5 separate regions of the Mus musculus genome follow, and all the other regions are linked to region 1. Evidence: chromatin loops called from intact Hi-C (ENCODE). Cell type or tissue: left cerebral cortex. All regions are shown on one strand. Region 1 overlaps Opcml (opioid binding protein/cell adhesion molecule-like). Region 2 overlaps Opcml (opioid binding protein/cell adhesion molecule-like). Region 3 has its middle 18 kb from the start of Gm15521. Region 4 overlaps Opcml (opioid binding protein/cell adhesion molecule-like). Region 5 overlaps Opcml (opioid binding protein/cell adhesion molecule-like).

Region 1 (5,000 bases):
GTGGAACTTTTTATCGCCTTGGGGTCCAGATGCGAGACTCGGGGCTGTTTTCTAACTCCATCCAAACATGTGTGTGATCTAATAAAACATTTTCTCCTCTCCTTGAAATCAGGAGCTTTAAAAACAATTTTTTATGACATCTCCTTTCTGTCAGAGACACTTGCCTTCTTTGGGTTATAAACTTTTGATGCCAGACCTCTGCAGAACGCGCCCAACTGAATCTTAAAGTAGCTTCACCGAGAAAGGCAGAGAACGCACAATCTGTGACCTTCGTCCCTGCTCCTTCTTTCGTGCTCTCCCTCCCCCGGGCTCCCTCCGCCCCAGGGAGCGTCGAGAAAGCTCTTTTTTGGATGCAGGAGGGGGCATCTGGTTCTGCTAGGCTGGAAAGCTGAGGCTGAAGCCGAGGAAGAATTATTAGGCTCCGGAGAGCCTGGACTCAGCCTTGCCTTCTCCCGCTCCCAGCTCCTGGTTCGCTCTCTGTGTGCTTTCGCCCCTCAACACTTCCGGCTGTTCTGAGAGGGCTAGGGACAAGGACCTTGTCGCTGCAGGAGTTCTGGGAAGTTGTGGCTGTCGAGAATGGGGGTCTGTGGGTACCTGTTCCTGCCCTGGAAGTGCCTCGTGGTCGTGTCTCTCAGGCTGCTATTCCTTGTACCCACAGGAGTGCCGGTGCGCAGCGGAGATGCCACCTTTCCCAAAGCTATGGACAACGTGACGGTCCGGCAGGGGGAGAGCGCCACCCTCAGGTAGGGAGCCTTCCTTCATCTGGGGACAGAACCCATTGCACATGGCTTCAAGGGGAGGGGGTGAGGGAGAGAGAAAAGGAAGCTAGAATGAGGGGCATTTAAGCATGCAAAGGGCCTTTTGCGGGCCCAAGAATTGGCCAGTTGCGTCGTGTGCTTGCTGATACCAGCTTTCTTGGACGTCCTTGTCATTTGGTGCTCTTTTGGTCTGCAGTCTTACAGGCAATGTTAAAGTCTACACTTGGGATGTCATATATTCATGGAGCAATGGGATGGCAAGTTTCACACCCGGACGAGACACTGCGTAGTTAACTAAATACCCTTGGATTTTTCTTCCAGGCCAGGAGGATGTGATGACACAGGATCGCCCTCAGCTAACCATCTGTGATGGCAGCGTGTGTTGGGGCTATTTCACAATTGAAGGCTTTAGATTTCCTGTGCCAGGGCACGACTTTTTATGAGTCTTAGGAAGACACAGCCCCTCAGTCTAACCCTGTGCGGTGCACTTGGGCCCTGATGCAAATTATGAGGCCTTTGTGTTTTTATGGGCTGGGACCAAGAAGAGCAAGCATGTAGCTTTTATGCACCGACATCATTCCTGTGTGAGAAGCACAATAGGGAAGCTTTTTGTTTTAGCTTAATGAGTTACAGAGAATCACTTCCATGCTCCAGGCAGAGGGGTGGAGATGCTTGGAATATGAACCTTTGGGGACTGGGCCTGCTGCAGCAGAGACTTTAATAAAAATGCAGCCACCACTTTCCACGAGCTCAGCAGATATCATCTTTTATCCCTTTAATGAGGCAGTTCTGGTCCTAGGAGACAGATTCAGGGACATCCCAGCTTAAGTATGTCTCAGTGTACACAGGGTGAATGTGTTTGCCCTGCCTATGACTTTGATGGTTATAGTGAAAATAAAATATTCTGACCCAGATTCTGCAGCCAGAATGCCTGGCTTCTACAAGGAGATATTGAGGGTGGGATTTCCTTCTTCCTGTTCTCTGTGCTTTTCCTTGTGGAGTCCTTCCAACACACACAGATATCTCCCAGAGGAAGAAATCTTTTCACATGAACCCTAGGGTTAAATTTGGATCCCTTCTGCCTTGGGAGGTTCGTAGGTAAATCATCTTTTCAGCTAGTGAAAGATCCCAAAGTCCTGTCTTCTTGACCTGCATGGTCCTAAAGACAGCATGAGTTACAAGTGCTTCTCATCTTTTGAGCACCCCTTAGCTTGTAGTGGATGAGAGTGCCTTATCCTTATTGTGTTGCTTCAAGGAAAGTTCCAGGTCTGCTCTTTGAGGTATGATTTGTGGGACTTCACTTTTGCAGGGGACTGGTGGTTCAAAGGTGCCAAAAGCATCTAACCGCAGTGTATGTGAACCCAGGAAATGTGGATAGTAGTAGTAGTGGCAAAAGAGTTTCAACACTGCCAAATACCTCTTGTTCTTTCAGTCTTTTGTTAGAGGCAATGAATTGTTTCATAAACAAGGGGGATATCACTAATAAATTTACAAATTCTGCTGTCCTCCTCCTTCCTGTCCCTGAAAATTAAATAAAAAACTTAGAAACTTGAGCTTCTGCCTTCTGGGTGCAGTAAGACAGTTCTACCAGCAGAGGGCGAGCTTCAAGCTTCAATCTCTCTCTCTCTCTCTCTCTCTCTCTCTCTCTCTCTCTTATTAGCTACTGGCCTGTTTTCATGATCTTCAATTCTAATGTTTAACAGCTGGGCTTGGTAATGGGAAAGGGGAATAAAAAAGGAAAAGCTGAATGGTTGCTTTTCATGCTTTGTGGAAACAACAATGTGTATGTTCAACTATGACTGCTGCTGCTTACCTGACCGTTGTGGTAGCTGACTTTTAAAAGTCAGCACAAGCCATGTTGATTTTGTCTCTCTTCTCTCTTCTGCCCCTTTCCCCTGCTATAGACAAACCTATCCCTGTGCCCACCTATTACTCTCTGGATCTCCTCTACAGATTTTACCTCGTGTAATCTTCTCTTCCATTGCTCTAATCTTACAAGGTGCCTCCACCGGACACTCTTTTCTTGTTACCTATGGTCTCCTTCACTTCTTCCCACCATCATTAATTCTTACTATTCTCTATGCTAAAATAGCTTGCTACTACCTCAACATTTCTTGAAAGAACATAAACAGTCCATGCAGATTTCTGCAGCTCAGCTTTCAACCTCTCTCTTTTTCCTTGTCTACTAATCTGTTCTATGAGCTGTGTTCCTTTCTTATCAGTAAGACGAGGTACTCAGTTGTTTCACTGAGAGGCCATGTTCTCAGTAAGGGGAAACCCACAGTCTTGGCCTCAGGGAAATCTATCATATGGTTTTTGGTAGTATTTTTGTTTTCTAAAACTTACAATTCATTTTACCTCTTCATTTTTTGCAATACTGGGGATCAAACTCAAGGCCTTATGCATGCTAGATAAGAGTAGTGCTATAGCCTTATAGATTTTCCTATAGCCTTATAGCTCTATGTAAAATGACTTTTATGACTCCTTGAAAGAGTTCATTAGGGGTTTATTTCTTGGGAAGTTAGTGTTCCGAATGTATCAACGAGTTAAATGATACACCTATCAGAATTAGTAAACCCCCTTGAAGGTGTCTGTTCCAGGTCACATGACCTCTTAGTTCCTAAATCCTGAACAAAGTCAGGCAAGGAGCAGAGACCAGAAGGTAAAGCCAAGATATCCTAAGCTTGTGTACACACTCAATTCCCTGTGAAAATTTCCCCAGCTCAGAGAGGACAATTGCTTCCTGTGGGAGATCAGTTTTGTTTTGACAGGCCCTTGATTGTGCTGAGAGACCTTAGGAAGTGACGTGCTACAGCATGCTACAGAAGACTGAAGTTTTCAGTATAGATAAAAACTCATTTTATATAAATGAGGCCATATTATCATCCCTGTAACTATTCATAGGGCTGCTTGGAAAGTAAAAATAATTATTTTAATACTGAGTTATTTTGCCTTTTCGAAGAGAGATGATATGGAAAATGGAGGTGCTATTCTTTATAGTTGAATTATACCTTCTATGAATCTGATTTGAATTCATTATTACAAATGGGCCCTCTTGGCCGGAATCATTTCATTACAATTATGAGCTGTTGGCTTAAAAATGTTCTGTGCCTTTCTGTTAGATTAGATATGACAAGTATCTAGGAGTCCTCTGTCTGAATCAATGACCATATTCAGATGTGAGCCAAGGGTTTGGGCATGGTCAGCTGGCATCTACGAAGCCATTTCAACTGCAACCACCAGCCATACTTTCTTCACGGATCATAAGCACCTCGAGACTCACTTTTGCTCGTCTGTGTGCTTTGTTTCCCTGTTCACATGGATATTTTGAGGTCTATACTTTGGGTAATTTGTTTCAGGCAGTCAGTAAATCCAACACAGTGGTTTGTTTTGTTATTGTTATTGTTTGTTTGCTTGCCTTTTCGTAGTAATCTGTTGCTGATCCATGCTTGCTGATGTCAGATTATACTTAATAAGTCTTTTCTAAACTACCCTGCATTTTTATTTGGAGGTCTGAGATAATCCATTCAGAAAAGGCACATGAGGTCTAACTTCTGTCAGTGAATAATCTGAGTAGTGGGATTTCATCAAAGCACCGGGGACAGTGGTACTCCCAAGGACAATATGTTGACATTGACCTGGTTGTTTTCTGTACTCTACACCCACTATCAGCAGCTTGCCCTATCAAGTGAATTAGCAATTGTGAATTAAGACAGCTATCAGGTCTTTCAAAGCATGCATCAAACCTGTGTATGTTAATGTTAAAGTTGTCAAAATCAGGGGCTACATCAGTGTGAGGCAGTACTTTTGGTTTGGGAAAATGAGGGCAAGAAAAGACCTTGGAGAAAGTATGGTCCCAGAAGAAACCCTCTGCGTGGTGATGATAACCTGGGCTTCTTCTAGTGAAGGTACTTGAGAAATTATTTGAAATAAGCACTTGGAACTGAGGGTGGGCAGAGTTCATGCCAAACATAAGGGAGGCCCTGAGTTTCACCCCCAGGATGAATTAGATAATAAAATTTTAATTTTAATTTCATAGACTAAAGGAATAGACATCTCTGGGGTGGGCCATGAGTGTGGACATTTGAAACTCTGTTCTAGCATTTTTCAAGTAAAGCCACAACTGAGAACCCTTACACTATAAAGATGTCTGCCCTATAATATCTTATCAAAGCTATTTTCCAGTGTCTTTCCCTTGCATTGAAATATCTCTCCCATGACATGTATGTACCTCAATGCCCC
Region 2 (5,000 bases), 330 kb after region 1:
CTCTCAGACACAGGTGTCAACATGTGTTTTGCTCAAAGTGACACTAACAGAAATGGATTTGGCTTTTCTTCTACCTCGTAGGTTCTGAGAATCAAACTCAAGTCATCGGTGTAGGCAGCAAGTACCTTCACTTGATAAACCACCTCACTGTGGCTGGTCACTCCTTGTAGCAGCTCTCCACTCTCCTAAGCTTCAGCACTAATGTAGACTAGCCCTAGCAAGGTGCTTGCTGCACAGACATTTGCTGGCACTATGGTGGTTCCTACTACCCTTCCCAGAGTTTCCTGGCAACAGAGGCGTCATGTTGTTTTATGAATCATCATGGACTGGGTTTTCATTAATAGGTACAAAAGTATCTTTTCTTAAGGGATTTGACGGGCAATGGAGAGATCTGCATAAGAACTACAAATTTGAGTGAAGTGGTAAGGGATTGGAAGAATGGTTTAAAATGAGACTCTGGGACCAGTTAGGAGGAATGGGAGGACCCTGACCATGGCTTTCTTTTTGACAGTTGTTGATCCCAATTCACTGGGAATGTGTGAGAGAAGCGAGCTCTTATTTTTCAACATTGGGAAACAGACACAGTCTTTGTCATAGTAAAATGCAGGCTGGCACAGCCCTAGCTGCAAGTGTTAACTTATGAGACCAAGCTATTTCCAGAATTCAGAAAGGGAAGAATTAAACATCCACTTCATGGGAGGTGTGATACAGAAAGCAATGGGTTCATGCGCATTTCTCTTTATTATTTCTTTGAAACCAACACATCTCATAGGTGACAATATATGGGATAGATGGTAATTGCCTTTTTTGCTGGAGCTACATTTTCATCCTCCTCCCTTTCTCCTCCAATATTAATTATCAGAACTAAAAATAGTCCATTGTAGGCTCTCTGAGCCTCCGGGAGGCTTCTGCAGAAATCTGACATCTGTGCAGGAGGCTCAGCTGAGATGTGTGTTTCTGAAAAGCCGGCTTCTGTTTGTGAATTCCATAAACACTTGCCTAGTGGAGACTGAAGTGTCTGTCTCTCACAATGGCTGTGAGTGGCAGCCTGTGAGAACACTGTCTTTCTGAACAGACATGACTCAGAGCCTGAAGGGAATGGAGAATGCATGGAATATTTATGATCAGGGGCCTTCATTACAATAGGAAACTGTGGCAACATGAGTGTACCTCTGTGGTGTGCAAACAAAATGCAACACTTTTTCTTTGGGTGTTTATATGTGAACAGATGGCCCTGCCCACTCACCCCATGCACAGAAAAGAGTGCTATGTAAAGAGACTTAAAATGCAGAGAAATTAGTGCTCACATTGGTCCTTGTCAGGGAAAGCTTAGTTGCCTCGGCACTTGAAAGTTCTCTCTCCATGAGCCAATATGTGCTAGGATTATCAACCTGTGCATGGCACTATGTCTCTTCCTAAAAACACAATGACCAGCACTGATGAAGTCCTTCTCTGCACTGGGGGGCTTCATTTCATCACACAGTCTTCAATTATCTTTTTTGAAATGAATGGTAGTTTGGTGATCCATAGCATGAAGCAAATGGGAGTGGCTACTTTGTGTAATAGTCAAATTTTCTAAACAGGCTACAGACTTTGACAGGTTGATTCCATCTCTAAGGGGGCTAACAAAAGTTTAGAGGCTAGAGAGGTGGTATATCATAAGAGCAAGCATAGCTGCTTTGGCGGAGGACTGGAGAGTTTTGTTCCCAGCATGTGCATAGTGGTTCACAGGCCTCTATAATTCCACTTCTACAAGATGTGATGCCCTCTTTTGGCCTCCATGGGCAGCATGTATTACATACATACCTGCAGACAAAACACTCACAGATACAAACTACAAATAAATAAATATAAAATGACAGATTAGCTTAAAGTAGCCGTTCTAGAAAAATAAAAAATAAAAAACCATAGGAACTAAAGCATTGGCTTAAAGGTGGAGTTTCAAGCTGAGACCTTTCCCTAAGTGTACTTCAGAATGACAGCTGTGAAGAGAGCTGGAGGCAGGGTTGGGGTCCCATCTCAAAGGAGGAAGAGTTATGGGATAAAGGGAGGGGAGGAGAAGGAATTGCTTCAACTGTGCCCACAGGATTCTATCTCACATGGTAGTTAGTGCTGCCCAAATGATAGCCTCATGATTAGGCCCCTGATTAAATTTTTGATTATTATCTTGCTTAAGTATTTTACCAGGCATATAAATTATATCTGACAATTGAAGAAAAAAAAGATTGACTAAGGTAACTGTTGATTCAACAACTCTTGACAGAATCCCAACTAAGTATAAAGGTGGTATGTTACCTAGAATTATCAAGTATGATATGCACTTAAGCACTAAGCAATTTACCTGTTGGGTAAAAACAACAAGCTAGGTGTTTATCTATTCTGAAGTTTGCCCACTTAATGGAACACGTATTGTCCTCTTTGAATTAAAACTAGATTTTAATTCAAATCGCCTCCATGTTGTTATACACCATATCGCAAGGTTGCTGACACTTCTTTGTCAGTTGGTGCACATAGGAGGTGAAATACACTTTATTTTTAGCCTAGGGAAAAGATGATTTGGAAGATGAATTTGCTCTAATGAAGAACTTCCTGCACTCCACTTCATATTAATTCAGTAAAGCAAACTCATCATCTCAGAAACCGAAGAGACTCTGTATATGGAAGCTAACATGGCTTGCCTTGCCCTTCCACTCTTCACTCTTTATGTGTGTAAGGACTATTCCAGATCATTGGTGTGCAGCAGTCTTCAGAACATTTTCATCTTATGTAACACCAGGACTCAAAGCTCTGCTTAAGTGCATGTGCACAGAGATTACTTCTCGTGGGCTCTGCACAGTTATTCTGGATGCTGGTTTGTAATAAAGATTCACATGCTGAGCACATCCCAACTCCATCTTGTTTCTTAGATGCTTCTGAGAATCAGGGGGCTACAGTGGTTCAAGAGAGTTCAACACTGAGCCTATAAACTTCAGGCCTGTGCCTTCCCCTCCCTTGAGCCTGTCTAATGGCTTGAACAAGCCTCCTTTTCTTTGGGGACTGTATGTGGAAATCTCTGCAATTTTTCATTTAAAGACAAGAAGAGGATGACTCCATTGTACTTCAGGGAACAAAATACTCATGGGAGGAGACACAGAGGCAAAGTGTGGAGCAGAGACTGAAGGAATGACCATCCAGAGACTACCCCATCTGGGGATCCATTCCATGTACAATCACCAAACCAGGACACGATTGTGGATGCCAACAAGTGCTTGCTGACAGAAGCCTGATATAGCTGCCTCCTGAGAGGCTCTGTCAGAGCCTGACAAATACAGAGGTGGATTCTCTCAGCCAACCATTTGACTGAGCACAGGGCCCCCAATGAAAGAGCTATAGAAATGATCCAAGGAGCTGAAGGGGTTTGTAGCCCCATAGGAGGAACAACAATATGAACCAACCAGTACCCCCAGAGCTCCCAGGGACTAAACCATCAACTAAAGAGTACATATGGAAAGACCCATGGCTCCAGCCACACATGTAGCACAAGATGGCCTTGTTGGTCATCAGTGAGAGGAGAGGCCCTTGGTCCTGTGAAGGCTCAGTGGTCCAATGTAGGGGAATGCCAGGACCAGGAAGCTGGGGAGTGGGCAGATTGGTAAGCAGGGGGAGGGAGGAGGAGATAGGGTTTTTTTTTTTTTTTTGGAGGGAAAACCAGTAAAGAGGATAACATTTAAAATATAAATAAAGAGAATATCAACCTTGAAATTATATCTTACCCCAGTCAGAATGGCTAAAATCAAAAAGTCAACTGACAGCAGATGTTGGTGAGGATGAGGAGAAAGAAGAATACTCTTCCATTGCTGATGGGATTGCAAGCTGATACAACCACTCTGGAAATCAGTTTGGCAGTTCCTCAGCAGATTGGACTTAGTACTATCTGAGGACCCAGCTATACCACTCCTGGGCATAGACCCAGAAGATTCTCCAACATGTAATAAGGACACATGCTCCACTATATTTATAGCAGCCTTATCATAGCCAGGAGCTAGAAAGAACCCAGATGTCCTTCAACAGAAGAATGGTTACAGAAAATGTGGTACACTTACACAATGGAGTACTACTCAGCTATTAGAAACAATGACTTTATGAAATTCTAAGGTAAATGGATAGAACTAGAGAATATCATCCTGAATGAGGGAACCCAATCACCAAAGGAAACACATAGTTTGCACTCATTGATAAGTGGATACTAGCCCAAATGCTCTAAATAACCAGAGTACAATTCACAGACCACATGAAGCTCAAGAAGAAGAAAAACCAAATTGTGCACGCTTTGGTCCTTTTTAGAAGAAGAACAAAATACTCACAGGAGCAAATATGGAGATAAAGTATAGAGCAGAGACTGAAGGAAAGGCTATCCAGAGACTGTTCTACCTGGGGATTCATCCCATGTACCAAACGCAGACACTATTGTGGATGCCAAGAAGTGCATGCTGAAAGGAGCCTGTTATGGCTGTCTTCTGAGAGGCCCTGCGAGAGCTTTACAAATACAGAGGTGCATGTTAGCAGCCAACCATTGGACAAAGTGTGGGGCTCTAATAGAGGAGTTAGAGAAAGGACTGAAGGAGTTGAAGGGGTTTGCAACCCTAGAGGAAGATCAACAATATCAACCAACCAGACCCCTAGAACTCTCAGGGACTATGCCATCAACAAAGGAATACACATGGCTCCAGCTGCATATATAGCAGAGGATGGCCTTGTCATGCATCAATGGAAGGATAGGTCCTTGGTCCTATGAAGGCTCAATAGATGCCCCAAAATAGGGAAATGGAGGGCTGGGATGTGGTAGTGGGTCGGTGGGTGGGTGGGTGGAAGAATACTCTTATAGAAGCAGGGGTAGGGAGGATGGGATAGGGTTTTTTCTGGGAGGGAGGGAAACTGGGAAAGGGGATAACATTTGAAATGGAAATAAAGAAAATATCCAATAAAAAATAAAGAAAACATCTAATGTAAAAAAACAACAA
Region 3 (5,000 bases), 1.2 Mb after region 1:
ACTTCCTCTACCAGGTGGATGGCAACTGATCTTTGTCTGGCAGCTCCTCCGGGGTTGCTGTGTGTCATTCTGATCTTTTCAGGGACACACTTCTCTGCATCCCTCTGAAAAGACGCTACCCTGGACTTCTAGAACTTGCAGAATTTTCTTTATAGCTCAGATGGTGTGTGTGTGTTTGTGTTAACTCCACCAGGGAGCCTCTCTTTCCAACTTCTCTAACCACCCAGAATCAAGGCCTCTTTGGGGAGCTCTGGGTGCTCCTCTGTCAAGTTCTACAAACACAAAGGCCCTGGAATACACTCAGAGAAAAGACATATGATGGCCCCACTTTCTGAACACGCCCTCTCATTGTAAAACAGCATCAGCAGAGTCTAACTCACAGGACTCACAGGTGGATATCGCCTCTGCCGGCATTGACTACAAACAGCGTAGTGCCAGAGTGCAGGATCGTTGTATGCAAAGCAGAGTGACAAATGTATAAATGGAAATGAAAATCTATCTGTCCTGGGAAATAGACATGTGACCAAAAGATGATATTTTTCTACTAAATCTGAAAAATCTCTTTTATTACAAAGTTTCTCTGGAGAGCTGGCAGATGGTAAGTGTGGGAAGGGGTAACCTAGGGCAGAGTGCCAGCTACCATGAGAAAGGTGGTGTAGCCTTGACTCAGGCACTTAGTCTTCCCACATGCCTGGGCTGGGGGAAGGGATGGTGGGACAAATGTGTGGGGCACAGAAAACCCCGAGTTCGTGTCACCCTTGTTGACCTTAAATTGTCTGCCTTGGCTTCTCATATGTCATCATTGACCACTAAGAAGCAGTAGAGTGGATTTCCTTTATCTCTCTAGGCACTGGGAACACAATGGGACCTGATCCTGTGCCAAGGTACCATCCATCTTCTGGGCCATATTGGAGCAGTCTAGTGGGTTCTGACATTGCACCCAGCCAAGAGAAGTGGTTACAGCTTATCCATGCAGCCCTGATCTGTTGAAGGATGTCTAGGAACAAACCAACTTCTCTGTCTATGCCTCAGTTTCCACATCAGCAAAATGGAGCAAGAATGTCATCTACTTAGAAGACCGATGAGGGGGCCGTGAAAGACAGAGTCAGGTTCATAGCACATGAGCCTGCACGGACCAGGCTGTCAGTAGCCCAGAGCTATTTTTAGTTTCACTCTGTTAGATTTTGTGATCTGAAGGAAAGCCAGAGCATAAGGTGCTGGCAAGTCTAATGACTTTTCTATTTCTCCCACGTTGCCCCTCTCTCATTCTCACCTCTGTGGCAGGCAGAACATCACTGTAATAAGATGATGGGGAGAAGCCTGGAAGTAGATGCCCATGGTGCCTCTAGAAACAGAGATGTTTTCCAAATGGGGTGCTTCATCATGGAGGCAGAGCCGTGAAGGAGCCTTAGCTTGTGGCTTAGCAAAAGAGAAGAAAACTAAGGCAAGGCCCAAATGCCCCTGGCCTGAGGCATTAGCCAACCAATCCCTCTGGAGGCCTGCTCCTCCTGGTGGCTGTCACCTCAAGTGTGTTCAGATCTGTCAGGGAACGTGTGCCTTCAGGGGGATGAAGGGCAAAAGCAACATTTGCAGGGAAATTGAATTCTACGAGATAAATCTTAGAAGTCTCTCCCAAGAGCTGAGCTGGTCTTTGAATTAAAAACCACGAGACTTAGGCTAACAGAATAACTGTCCCGTGCTAGAATTAGAAAGGCTACAAATTCTGGGTCCACCATTTCCCAACGCCCTGTGCCTTCTCTGGGATCCTTAACCATCCAAGACTTTAGAGATGGCTGTGTTTCTCAGGGCTCAAACTACACAGGGCCAGTGCAAAGTCCCCAGCCGCCTGTGTCTGCACCTGGTAATGGAGGCCACTCATTTCCTACCTTTCACTATGACCTAGATCCATATGAGAAAGGAAAGCTCACTTCTCAAATGCAGCATAAATAGTTCAGGGTAGAACAGCCTCACTGGTATGCCCTCCCTTCCTCTGCTGGGGACTTGGTTCAGCAAACATCTAATTCATCGGCCAGGGTTTGTTTTTAAGCAAAGACAAGGCTGGTGTAAAACGAAAACTAACTAAATTCATTTTAAAACTCAAATAGTGAACCAACTAAAAGTGTATGTTGCAGAACAGGACAGTGGTTTAGATGTCCCAAGAAAATCTTTGCTCAGTCCTTTAGATCCGAGTACTGCCCCTTGACACTGGCGGCCATGTTTCAATTCAGAATGCAGCCATTTGGTCTGACAGGGAGACAAACAACTTGGATCTCCAAACCCAGGGAGAAGCTGATATCCCCCTACAAGTATCACCTGCACCCACCCACATTTCTTTCACAGCATGAACTGAGCCCTCCTGAAAACTATGGGAAAACTCCAGAAAGACAAGGAGCATGGAACTCCTACACAGCCCTGCAGCATAGCCCCAGAGAAACCGGTGGAAGAGAGGTGCTAGGACCACCGGTGTTGCCTTCGCCAATTTAGAGCTCAACTCTCAGACTTCTCCAACAGAGAAAACGACACATCTGATGGGATCTGAAAGCATTGATCTAGGACTTTTAAGAAGAATCACCTACATGCTGGTTTCTGACTTAGTGATCTGAGCTGCGCCCCTCTGTCCAACTCTGCTTTGCAAATCATTTTACAAATGTAGCCCGGGTACCAAGAGGAAAAGGGAAGCTGCTTTCCCTGATTGCCTGCCTGTCTGCCTGCCTGTCTGTCTGAGAACCCTCATTTTCATTTTAAGGAGTTGGGCTTTCATCCTAGGCAGTGTCTTCCCTACAGGGGGGTAAGGGTGCCCTCTAGTGACAAATCTGAGGATCTGCAGGCAAGGTTGGAGGCCTGCATCTGCAGACTCCCTTATCCAGATGTGAGACCGCCTGGCAGTATGCATCGCACCCCTCTGGGGTTTATTAGCCTGCTGTAATGTCAGTGCAATAATAACCCCGGGGAGGCCATTACACCACTATTTCCATCCAGAGGAGGGCTATTCCATCAAGTACTCCAGAGGCCTGCTTAGTAAATGAGTTTTCTTTTAAAGATATGTTCACTTGATTGCTTTGCTAGAGTGCATTTGGCACCACATGGAAATCTGTAGGGGAATGGAGGACGTGCAGGGACCTGAGGACCACCCATGAATCAGCGGCAAAGGAAAGGGCAAGATATCACAGCCTGAAGGCCATGTCTTCCCTGTGGCCTTTGGTCCCTCTCTTCCAGTGGCCCCGACCTTTAATAAAGTTCCTTACCTATTCATCTTTGAGTTCTCACCCACAGCCATGCAGCCCCAAGACTCATCCCAGTGCTGGTTAGCATTTACTCATTCAAGTCAGGCTCTGTGCAGGATGCTGCCACACCCAGGAAGCAGAGAGGCACAGAGGGACATTTCGATTACAGAGAATGTGTAACAAAGGCCAGTCGCTGTCTGGGTGCTGGTCCTGAGAGCAAGCATCTTTTCAGTCCAGACGCTGAAAGTTAACAATCACAGCAGGATGCAAACCTTAGGCTCTGTGTAACCCTCATAAGGTCACTAAGGGGATGGAGCTGGCCTTTGTCCCCTTCCCAGAAACCCAAGTTGAAAGAGGGCAAGGTGCTATATTAAAACGCTTGGAATAAATAAGAAGGGGGCCTGAGGAAGGCAGAACACACACACCCCTACACACACTATCTGTATATGTATTCCTAGTGGATCAACAATGCACCAAGATTAGCATCTGACCACAGGCATACCCTTATTCACATGGCGTCATGTTTCACCCAGTTACAATTTTCACTCCTCTTGAAATTTTGACCTAAGAAAATTATTGTTTAAAGCAATGCCAGAGGTAATGCCTGTCCCAATAGATGCCCACAGAAGGAACACACCCTCCTCAGGCCGAGTCCGTACTGGCCAAGCATCTGGTTGTCCTCTCGAGCTATAAAATGCCTTCTGGCCCTGGCTCCACCTCCGACACCCTCTGACCCAACCACCACTCAGCCTGCTGGTTTCTGCATCCTACCGTCCTACAGGGGCAGGTGTACCTGGGCTGTAATTGTCTCTAATTAGCTTCTCTGGCACTTGGAACCTTCCCCAACCTCCAACACACAGCTAAGTGGTTCTCCAAAGAGGATAGAAATGATTCCATACCTTTGAAAACATCAAAGGAGTTCTTTTTTAAAATTGACCCCATTTTCATTCACAGCTCCAGGCCAGCCTTGAGGTTGTACCCAAGTGGGGTTGGGTTCTTGTATGTGTACAAAGGGGACAAAGAATTCCTGATAAGACACAAGCAAGGCCTGGGGCGTCTCTGTGGCCCAAAGTTCCCATCCACTACTGGCTAAGAAGCATCTTACTTGGCCCTTTCCCTGGCTATGATAAACTATTGGGAGCCAGACACAGACAGACGTGCTGATCCAGAGTCACAACAGATGGCCACAAAGCAGACCTGTTACTCCTGATGCTGTGACTAGATTAAAAATGCTTGCATTGAGGGTTTTCTCTGTGCCAATCCTCTATATTCTAGATGAAATTAACTCTGTCTGGAACTTATGTATGTGTTGAGTGGGATTACACTAAACAGATAAAAACAAGTAAATGTATAATGTGCTAGGTACTGTATATGCCAAGGAAAAGACAGTAAATCAAGGAGAGAGATGGGACATCATGTAGTTTCCTCTACACGTGGAGAGTGGAAGACATTTCTGATAAGGGACAATTGGTGATAAGCCTGTGAGCTACAAGGAAGAAATTATCTTGCTGTTAGGACATGGAACATCACAAGGAGACCAGCAAGTGTAAAGGCGTTTGTGGGTGTGAGCATGATACCAAAGAGGTGCATGACCAGGGGAGCGCAAGAGCAGAGCCCAGAGACTGGTGACTAGCAAGAGAAACAGCACAGCAATTGTCTAGCTCTGGCAGCTACAGGTGGTGTCAGCTGACTAACCCAACAATATTCTCAGCAGTCACACCCATCCTGGTGCTGTTGGCTGAGCTGTCCTTGTTGCACCATGAATACTCTCAGGAC
Region 4 (5,000 bases), 340 kb after region 1:
ATGGAATCCCTGTGATTTAAACACTTCCCCATAAGGCCCATCTGTCACATTAGCTGCATTGCTGATGTAATTTTCTATACATGGTCTTAGAGGACAGGCATTGAAACTATGCACCATTGCTTTTAGTGGATCCATCTTTCATTATCACCACAGAGAAATAACATAAGCACAGGTAAGAAAGACATAGTAAAGCGAGCAAACCAATTCAAACTCTCTGTGGCCGATGCCTCTGCTCTGTCCTATTGATGCCCAAAGCCTTAACAGCCCAAGTACTAGTGTTAATTTCCTTCAAGACCTTTAAATGTCATGGAAGAAAATGTGTTTTATTCTGGGTGTACAGATGCTAGCTAGTTCTTGAAGACTATCAAATAAATGCATGCTCCATCTCCCCCAAATTCCTTTACCTTTCCAGCTCTGTACTTGATTGTCTATGGGCAGCTCCCAGAGCTGAAATAGGTTTCAAAACCTTCAGAGTCTTTACTGATAGAATCTTGCAATTCGGCAAAAGGAGGGAAAAAGAAAAGAAAAAAGAAGTGGGAAATGGGCCATAATACAGGCAGGTGTTAAAGAGAACCATCTGTTTGATAATAACTTCTCCTAGATTTTCATACATTGGGATGAAGGCACACTCCTTAGGTGAAGCTGAGCCCATTCCATTCCACTATCTTTTTTAAAAAATATAGATTTTATTGCTTGCCTAGCCTGTGGTATATTTAATTAATGTTTTAAAGCCCTCCCTGCCTTGGATCATGCTCTCAATATGTGTTTTCCCCTCCTCCTCCTCCTCCACATCCTCCTCCACTTCTCTGAAATGATTCTTTCTCAGCTCCCCTACAACCTGCACAAATTTCAAATTGAAGCGATTCTCACCACCAGCAGCAGCAGCCATTCGGGTCAGACAAAAACACTGATCATTTTTATAGAAAGTTGTATTTTTGAATGCAGGCAAAAAAAAAATTACTCTGGCAATTTCAAGGACTTCTAAAATATATTAATTTAATTTTACATTCTATGTGGACATCTTGTAATAGAACAGCAGGTTTGAACCAGAGGCTAGAGAATCTGGTAGACAAATGGTATGTTCCATCCTGGTGTGCCTTTAAGGAGCACCAAGGACTTGGGATTCAGCTGTAAAACAGCTGCATATTTTGAGATAAATTGACAACTGGGATTATTCTCTTTTTACATATAGTTATGATTGGCCTTCTGAGAATTTCACACAGACCTGTTATTGTGGAATAAGCAGGCAATTGAAAAAAATGACCAATTAGTTGTTTGAACTCTATGCAAAGAGCATAGTTAGCAGTAGTTAGAAGCCTCTTAGTGTGTATGGCGTGTATGTGTGTGTGTGTGTGTGTGTGTGTGTGTGTGTATGCATGCCTGTTTATAGTAGCTAACATTTATTGGTAAATCCTAAATCCTAAAATAGGATTTACCCAACAGCAGCTACAGAACCAACCTTCGATATACATGATCACATGGTGACATAGCAGATCTTTATTTTTTTCTTGAAACTGTGCTGATATGCATCTTAAACAAGAGCCCATGAAGACAGAGCTACTACTCTTCCCACTTTGAGCAGCTTAGACTGTGTCTCTATTGTTGACACAATACATAATAGGTATTTATGTAGATATATAGATAATTAGATTATATATTAACTCTTGACCAACGGAATCTCAGAGCCAGATTAGCCCATCCCTTTGGACACAGAACCAACCTTTCTCTGTTCCTGACACCTTTGGTGTCCCTATACCCTATATTCATTAGGCTTTCTAAAGTGACTATGTTTAATAGACAACTTTTCAGAATTAGAAATGTACAGACATGGTGGCCTAGTGAGACGGGAGGTGTAGGTGCTTATTGTGGATGCCTGATGGTGTAAGTTTGATCCCCTGGATCTTATAGTGGAAGGAGAAAACCAATTCAGTCTTCTGACATTCATACATGTACCATGTCACAAAGCATACCTCTGAACACACCGGAGCATATATGCGCACACACACACACACACACACACACACACACACACACACACACACACAGGTGCTCACATATACACATAAACATGTATACACACATGTATGCACAATTGCATGCACAGACACAAGCACACACAGAATAATAACAACAAAAAAAAAAAGAAAAAGAAATTTCCACTCAAGAAAATCCTTACCAAAGAGAGACAGCTTAGATGTTAGGAGCACACACTGCTCTTACAGAGAACAGGGGTTTGTTTGTCAGCACTGGAGTGGATAGCTCACTACTGCCTAAAACTCCAGCTCTAAGAGATCTGGCTCCCTCTTCTGGACTCCAGGGGCACGTCATTCACATGCGCATGTCCTGACCATACAGATCCACATATACAAGTAATTAAAAAGTATATATATAATTATATATAAAGTGTTTCATATAAAGCATAATTATATTTTTAAACTCTGGAAGAATCTCAATCAATATACTTCTAAATATATAAATACTGTTACACATTTTGTTCTTAAAGTCCTTACTATATTTTTCTTCAATCTCTTATTGCATGGGGATTTTAATAATTGTGTTTGTCGAATTTTTGTCATTCTGACTAATTGGCTGAGAAATTCGATTTAAAATGTGCTATAAGTTTCATAAGTGCCATAGTTCCAGAAGTTTCAATGTGTGGTCACCTGTCCTTGGTGTTTCTTTTGGGGGGCATCTGGTGAGAGCCATGCAGAAACATGTAACCCAGCAAAACTTCCTGATGGTAGGAAGCAAAGAATGGAAGGAAGGGACTGAGGATATGCCGACCATGGTCTGCTTCTTCCTAGGCTGGGCTTCTGAAGTTTCAACCATTTCCCCTACAGAATTCATAAATGCAACAAACCAGCCATGAAGTCAGATCTTCCAGCACACAACTATGAGAACCCCTACGCCAGGGGTCAAGCTTCAATGTATGAGTTTCTTAGGAAAGTTTAGGATTCAAACTATAATAACATCAGTTTAGGGTCTGTGTGTAGGGGTGGGGTGGGGTAGGATTATATTACTAAATGGCATTGTCCGAGGGCAGAGCTTCAAGGTGAGACATTTATTTAAGCATGACACAGAATGACAACTGTGAGGAAAGCTGTAGGCAGGACCAGGCTCCGGGAGAAGGCAGAGGCACAGAGGGGAATGGCAGAAAGAGATGCCTTATGACTGTGACTACAAGGGGGTTCTTCACACACAGTTGTTAGGGCTACCCAAATGGTAATTTTATAATCAGCTCCTTGATTAACTATCCAATTATGAATCCACTTGAGTATGTTGATAATTTAACAGTAACACAGCAAAGTTACAACATTCCTACGTCTTATTCCAGAGCTGGCTATGCTCATTTTAAAATATTTGGGGAGAACTTGCAAGTGAACAATGCTATTTGAATATTATCTAACTTGTTTCATTGATTTTAGTGCTTATGACTTTAAAGAGTGTCATTTTAATACATTCTTTTAATGTTAAATGTAAAAATATATCAGATAGCTGGTAAGCTTGCATTTACTCACTCAGTTCTGTAGACTAACCAGTGGGAAGCAGTGGGCATCAGTGAAGAAATGCCTATCCTACCCACCTTACTCCTCATTGAGAGTGCTGATCTCTCTCCACACCTGCTAGGAGAAAGGTCAATGAGACTACATGTATTTATGCTGGGAACACCACCAAGATCTCTCCACTGGGATCACCACTAGCTCTTCCACATTTTCTTGCAGGTTAACTGTTATAAACGTGTGTCCCATTTGATAACGTTTTCCCTCTTCTAACATTAGTTGTTTGTAGATCCAGGACAACCATCAACAATCCATTATTTATCATAGCTATTTAACTGATTATTTGATACTGTATACAGCAGTAATCCTCAAGTTTATCTATTTAAATGAATGAAGCATATCTTCCACACCATGGAATACAAAATACAGCACTGAGTAACCCTTCCCTGCTTCTTTCTCCATTCTGTCCTCACTGTCTCCATCTCTGAAGATACCAGTTGAGGCTCACAAATGTTCCTGCTGATCCTTGGACCAATAAGCTCTTTTCCTTGTCAAACCTATGAAGTCTGCTTCAGTCAGCCTGAAACCCTGTCCTAGAATTTTGCACAGTCCTGTAGCCAGGCTGTTTCTCCCACCCAGCCCTCAGATACTACAGGCTTCTGCACACTCTTCCATCTCCTTAGTTGCACCATCACTGGAAATGTAGTCGTTCTCTTTCACCTGTTGGCCTCCTGTTACCTAGAACTTTATGGGCATGTAAGCTACTTCAGAGGAAGGACTGTTTCATTTGTTGATGTATGTTCCACATCTACAACAGAATAGTCATTGATATGGTTGATAAAATAGTATCAGTAGTGATAAGTAGTGAGTGTACTTACCACACTCTAGGCACATACAGTATGACAGAAAGCATGTAGAATTACATCATCACTTAATGACGGTACAACTCAGGATGTTCTAAACACACAGTAGTTTGAAACTAATCCATAGTCAAAAGAAACCAGATGTCAAACTTTGAATTTTCAAATTTTCTCAAGTTAGTGATGTGCCATTTGAGCTTCTCCTCAAGATATAATATTGCAGCAGCCACCCCAGTGTCCTTTGCCTTCAGGATAATGGAAGAAAGACATTGACATTCTCTAGTAGATGGTATGACAGTGCTACAGGATGCTCTGTAGGTTAGGTGCATTCCATGCCTGCTCACCCTCAGCTTCTCTTAAACTCCAATGGGTTTTCTAGGCTGTGCTTTTGTCATCTGTGTACATCCAATAGTCTAGATCTTCCTTGTGATTGTCACTTTCTGTAACAAATCCTGCGTAAGGGTGGCACCTGTAGAATGCACACCTCTGTGCAACATAGAGAGCTCTGATCTGCAAATCCAGGTTTCACTCAAAAAGTTTAAACAGGAAACGTTAGGAAGGGAGCTCATAGCAAGTCTCTTGGTAGATGATTGCCACCCATGTGAGCACTGAGCTATCCACTGAAGTTGGCCTCAACTTC
Region 5 (5,000 bases), 170 kb after region 1:
AAGGAAAGGGAACTGGGGCTTTGATCAGATGTCACTGTGGGGCCAAAGCTGCTTCCCACCCTTTGCAGACATCTGTAGCAAGTTATCTAATGTCATGGGGACTATCTTTAGGGGCTATTTTTGAAATGTTAAACAACCACTATCCCACAGTGCCTTGCAGCATTTGATTTAAGCAGTAGAGTCATTTTCTGAAAAATAAAAACCTCAGTGTAATGAACTAGTGGATGGACTCCTACTGTTTAGGAATAGAAAGGCTAAAGAAGTTTACAGTCGGTACTCCTCACTTGGGGACCACAGCACACACACCATCCTGGGGGGTGGGGTAACAGGGATCACCTACCCCATATGCATAACCTTCTCGGTGGGTGAGTGGGTGGGTGTGTAGGTGGGATAGCAGATGTTGCCTAGCCCCAGAAGTTTTTCCATTGGAAGTCAAAGGCTGGATTTTCTAAATTGTTGGAGTGGCTCTTTCCCAGCACATATCTGACTATTAATCACCATGGCATGCTGAACAGCACTTGTGACTTTTTTTCATGTTCTTTCCAGACTGGTTGCAATTAGGTTATGCTTTTAGATCTTAGAGCTTTGATAATAAGGTTCTTAGTATTCTGGAGAAGGGCTTAGGCGAAAATAGTGCTTGCTAGTAATTTCTTCCTATTTTTGCTGGGTCCAGTGGCAGAGGAGTGAATTCGGGGTAGTATCTTATTTCCCCCAGTATGCCAATGCCTAGCAAAACAGCAAAGGCCTTTCAGACCTAAGAATCAGTATCCTAGAAAATGCCATCTACCCTTGAATGGAACGCTGGCATGCCAAGGAGAGGTCTGGGCATAGAGGTGGGGTGGGGGGGTGGGTGGAATACAGAAGCAGAGATCCTATTCCTGTCCTCTATTCTGGCTGCTTCCACATTCCGCTGAGCTGAGCCCAGCCATGCTCCATTTATAAGAAGCAGCGTGCTAGTGTCTATCTCATGTGCTGTTAAATAGATGTGAGATGTCACCCCTATTTATTATTACAGCAGAAAACTCTTGCCTGAAGAGTCACCTTGATGAGACATGGGTTCTGGTGAAGAATCACAACCTGAAAGCTAGAGAAGCATAAAATAGAGCTTGGAGTTGAGACACTGCGAGTTTTCATTGACTTTTTATGTGGCCTTTTGGAGAATTAGATTTCCATTTTGTTATTGTTAATTGATGGAGTTTCGCAGATTTACTGGGAAATAGGGCATAGGCAGAAAATGTAGTCTATGTGAAAGGTCTCACACAAACTTTTACAGGGATGAGAGTGTTCAGAGGAAGACAATGGGATTAATTGCACCTCCTCTGTTTCTCACTGGTGCCTTTTTATGGCTCCAGAGCCAGTAATAAGAACCATTGGTACATTAAACTGCATTTTTCTTGTTGAATTATGGACTAATTGATTTATTACAGACGTGGCCTTTCCACTTTCTGTTTCTGAGCATCCTGCGATGAGGCTTGTTACCTTCTTGGCCCTATTTATGCTTCCCCATCGTGCAAGGAACTGGAAACTTAGCACTCAGCAGATGGGGGGAGATGCGTTCTGTAGATATCAAAGCTTTGTTGGTTAAGTGCCACTCTCTTCTGAGATGGATATCTCCCAAGACCCTGATAGTTTTGAAATATGCTCTAAATAACCTCTTTTTCCATGTCAACACAGGGATCAGTGGAGAAAGGTTATTTTCAGTTGCCTTCAAGGTTAAAGTTGGTTACTCTTCCAGATGGCAATTCTCTGGTTCTTGGGATTATGATACTGAGCCTCCCTGTGATCAGGACTCCTTGTACCAAGGATATCAAGAAGTGGCAGCTAGCCACAATGAAGACATGTAGAGATTAAAGGGTTAAGTCTAGACATATTGTCTATCACAATCCTGCTATGGTAACTCTAGGAAAAACAAGTTCACTGTCAGGAAGTCTCATCATCTCCATTTCCTGTTGCATCGGTCATTCATCTCCTAAGTCCTTCTATCCTCTTCTTCTCTGTGTGTCTTTCCTTGTTATTGTCATTTCCACAGACTTATTTATGTAGTGGCAGACCCTACTTGAGCTGCCACAGGGTATAGTAATTTCCTTGGAACTGCTTTCAAAATGGCCACATTGGCAACTGGTACAAGAGAACCTGGCTTAAAATGAAAAGAGTGAGCTCTCTGCATTAGCTTAATGTTAGAACCTGCAGCTTTGTGAGCTCAAGCTCAGCTCCCCTTGCAGGAAAGCAGGCGTGGCTTGTCATTTCTGAGGGTGGGGCAAACAGGCAAATGGAACCCCAGCCGTACTTTGACTGCTAAATCAAGGTCATGTGCTTGCTCAGTGTTGGATACACACATAGTGCACATGCTGGTGTTTTCATTAATTTTCCAATCCCAGTTACACATTGAGGATTTATATTTCAAATTCACACTTTTTAACACCCACAGGAAAGATCTTGAGGTGCAGCAGGCAGTGATTTTGTTTGTATGTGTTTGTCTGTTTTGGTTTGCATTTAACATTTGGAAGGTGGATTCCACTATGAGAGAGGAAGCCTGTGGTAAAGGAAATGTATTTCTCTTGGGTTTCTGGGGATCTAGCATTAAATGGTCATACATTGTGACTCTAATCAAAAACTGTGAAAATGCCTAGATAGTTCCCCATTCAGTACATTTATCACATCTTTTTCTGTAGACCCCAATAACACTGGGCGAAGCTCTCCCCACACCCATCTCCAGTGCGATAACAGCTGCCACAAACCCACTCAGCAAAACAGCCTGGCCCCTCAAGGGAGCACTTTTGGTGTTGACCTTAAAGAGCAACTCCAGTCAGGAATAAAGAGGCTCAATTGTTCATAAACCCGACATTTATTACTCGGAGATTCTTTCTCCACAGCACAAGCCGCTCTTTACAATTTTATCAAATAAAATGCTGCTTTCATTGCTGCCCCACTTTCTCCATTGGCTGCTCCCTGCTGCCCCCACATGTGGGCTTGGCATGGCTCAGCAGTGAAAAACCTAGGGCCATCACTCAGAAAGGCAGGACTCCTGAGTAAGGGCCAGGCAGATGTCCAGAGCAGGTGTGTGCTCCGGTTTTCTTCTTTTATTTATGAGGCAGTTGTTGAAGGAGAAGGTAAATAATCGTGGCTTCCCATTTTAAAAGGCATTGGCTTGCGTTGGCATTTTCTCGGTTGCCAGGTTAAAGCAGAATGCAGAATAAATCTAGCACTAGCATTCTAAGATCCAAAATGGTTAACCAATCATAGCAACTCAGTAGTTGCCTCTCTTCTAAAAGGATGATCAGACGGAGGCAGTATACATGTGCATAGCTCTCTGCTTTTAATTTGCAAGCCCTCTAACATGAAAACCCCCAGTGCCTCCCTCCACCTTGCTTCCACAGAGCCCAGTTTGAAGAATGGATAGCTGACTTGCCATGTCACATTTGTTTGATATTATATAGAGAGAGACTTCCAGGTGCATCCTTCTCAAGTTCTGAATCATAGATGGTCTTTAGGACTCTTAAATAACTTCAAGAGAGGAGAGTATAGTTACAAAATAATAATAATAATAATAATAATAAATAATAATAATAATAATAATATAAAAATATAATAAAAGTCCATACATAGACTTCAATAGAATGTGCTGCTAATTTGTTATAGGGAAAAAAAACCACATCAGTGATGCTTTGTGAACAGTGAGAGGTATGAGAGGTACTGTAAATAGATCCAAACCTATAATATACATTCATTTGACTGCCTTGAAAGAGAGCCTTTTCTTTGTGAATGGGTCACCTGCCTAGAAATTGGTATCTTTTAATATAGCCAAAACTCAGTACTTGTCACTGATGAAGTCTAATTTGGATTTCATTAAAGTCAGTCACAGGGGTGAAGGTTCTTAATTATGAAGCAACATAAATATAAAATGTTTCTAGAGTTCTATGATTTCTTTCTCTACTTCATTTTTTCCCATTCCTAGTAAAACTTCAGGTCCCCCTTTTCAGTCTTATTCTTCTTAGTTTCCCAAGAAACAGAAACTATCCTTTCTTACACATATTATGTCCTTCCGTGAGGGGTTTGAGTAAATACATAACTAAAGGAGACAGTGTGCCTCCTAACATTAGACATGGGGAAAGTTGAAATGGACTCTGAGTAAGCATATGGCTCCATTCATAAATGCCTTGGAGACTGAGTAGACCATGACTGCATGACTGACAGGGCAAGCACAGAGTACCAGGTAACTGGGCACGTCAATCAAGGGGAAGGCAAGCAGAAATCAATCAAGAGAGCTGTTAAAGCATGCTTAACTTAGAATCAGGCTTTCTGAATTCATGTGCTAATATTAGCTCTTGACCTCTGACAAATCTCACAACTTATTGGCTCTTTCATTTATTCATGTGGAAAATGAGGGCCTGCCTAACTAACCTGCACAATCTCACACTTGCACACCACTTGGGACCCTTTAAAAAGATCACGTGAACTAATATGTATGCTTGTCCTGCTAGCCATAGACAGTCTGAAAATATATACTTCTTGTCAACTTTTCACTTTGACATAGTTTCATATACATTAAAAAAGAAAATTGTGGGTGTATCCCAGATCCACTTATAAGGCTGATCGAGTATTATCGTCTCTGTGGATGGAGAGATGGATGAATGGATAAGTAGATGGATAGATAGATATTGATCAAACATGTCGCACGTGTAGTAATCAAAATTCTTCTGGCCACAATCTTAGATTTAGCTGAAGACATTGTGCCCTTTCTCTCAATATTCAGTGTTGATTTCCTAACAGCAAACTATTCTCTTACAATTATAAAAAAAATCACACTATTTAATCTTGATATAATATTATCGCTTAATACACAGTTGTCATTAGAAAATTTTCAACATGATTGTTCTTTATAACATTCTGTGGCATTCTGAATCTGGTATAGAATCACACTGTCCCTTCACAGCTACCACAGCTCTTTAGTCTCCTACCTCCCCCCCCCCCCATATTACTGTCTGAATTTTCCAAATATT

The links. Hi-C counts contacts between places; a loop is a spot of excess contacts. Peaks named below come from ENCODE experiments on the same cell type or tissue, not always from the same donor. Only the 100,000 strongest peaks of a DNase experiment are listed, where the experiment ranks them.
Region 2: it touches region 1 in a loop (2.9-fold over the local background); 10 of 42 quality-filtered maps call a loop at or near these places.
Region 3: a loop joins it to region 1, with 7 times the contacts of the local background. A loop is called at or near these places in 3 of 42 quality-filtered maps.
Region 4: it touches region 1 in a loop (2.3-fold over the local background); 9 of 42 quality-filtered maps call a loop at or near these places.
Region 5: a loop joins it to region 1, with 3 times the contacts of the local background. A loop is called at or near these places in 2 of 42 quality-filtered maps.

What each region holds. Positions count from the first base shown.
Region 1 is chr9:28,403,670-28,408,669 of GRCm38, forward strand. It overlaps Opcml (opioid binding protein/cell adhesion molecule-like), which reads left to right. Exons shown (of 8, transcript NM_177906.5): 2 at 659-743. Among named protein-coding and RNA genes, the nearest start is that of Gm39313, 10 kb to the left of the region's middle. In left cerebral cortex, CTCF peaks have their summits at 745 and 2,333 (motif pointing right); DNase peaks (open chromatin) are centred at 277, 718, 1,035, 1,347 and 2 more places; H3K4me3 peaks cover 2,725 bases; H3K27ac peaks cover 2,889 bases.
Region 2 is chr9:28,737,536-28,742,535 of GRCm38, forward strand. The region is part of intron 3 of Opcml (opioid binding protein/cell adhesion molecule-like); the gene reads left to right. Among named protein-coding and RNA genes, the nearest start is that of Gm15520, 300 kb to the right of the region's middle. In left cerebral cortex, no CTCF peak of the experiment used is centred here; DNase peaks (open chromatin) are centred at 308, 653, 1,141 and 2,759; H3K27ac peaks cover 1,713 bases.
Region 3 is chr9:29,648,040-29,653,039 of GRCm38, forward strand. It overlaps a transcript of Ntm not described here. Among named protein-coding and RNA genes, the nearest start is that of Gm15521, 18 kb to the left of the region's middle. In left cerebral cortex, a CTCF peak has its summit at 2,803 (motif pointing left); a DNase peak (open chromatin) is centred at 2,797.
Region 4 is chr9:28,746,811-28,751,810 of GRCm38, forward strand. All of the region lies in intron 3 of Opcml (opioid binding protein/cell adhesion molecule-like), which reads left to right. Among named protein-coding and RNA genes, the nearest start is that of Gm15520, 290 kb to the right of the region's middle. In left cerebral cortex, a CTCF peak has its summit at 2,322 (motif pointing left); DNase peaks (open chromatin) are centred at 723 and 2,302; H3K27ac peaks cover 356 bases.
Region 5 is chr9:28,569,599-28,574,598 of GRCm38, forward strand. All of the region lies in intron 2 of Opcml (opioid binding protein/cell adhesion molecule-like), which reads left to right. Among named protein-coding and RNA genes, the nearest start is that of Gm39313, 180 kb to the left of the region's middle. In left cerebral cortex, a CTCF peak has its summit at 2,964; DNase peaks (open chromatin) are centred at 385, 863 and 2,974; H3K27ac peaks cover 3,146 bases.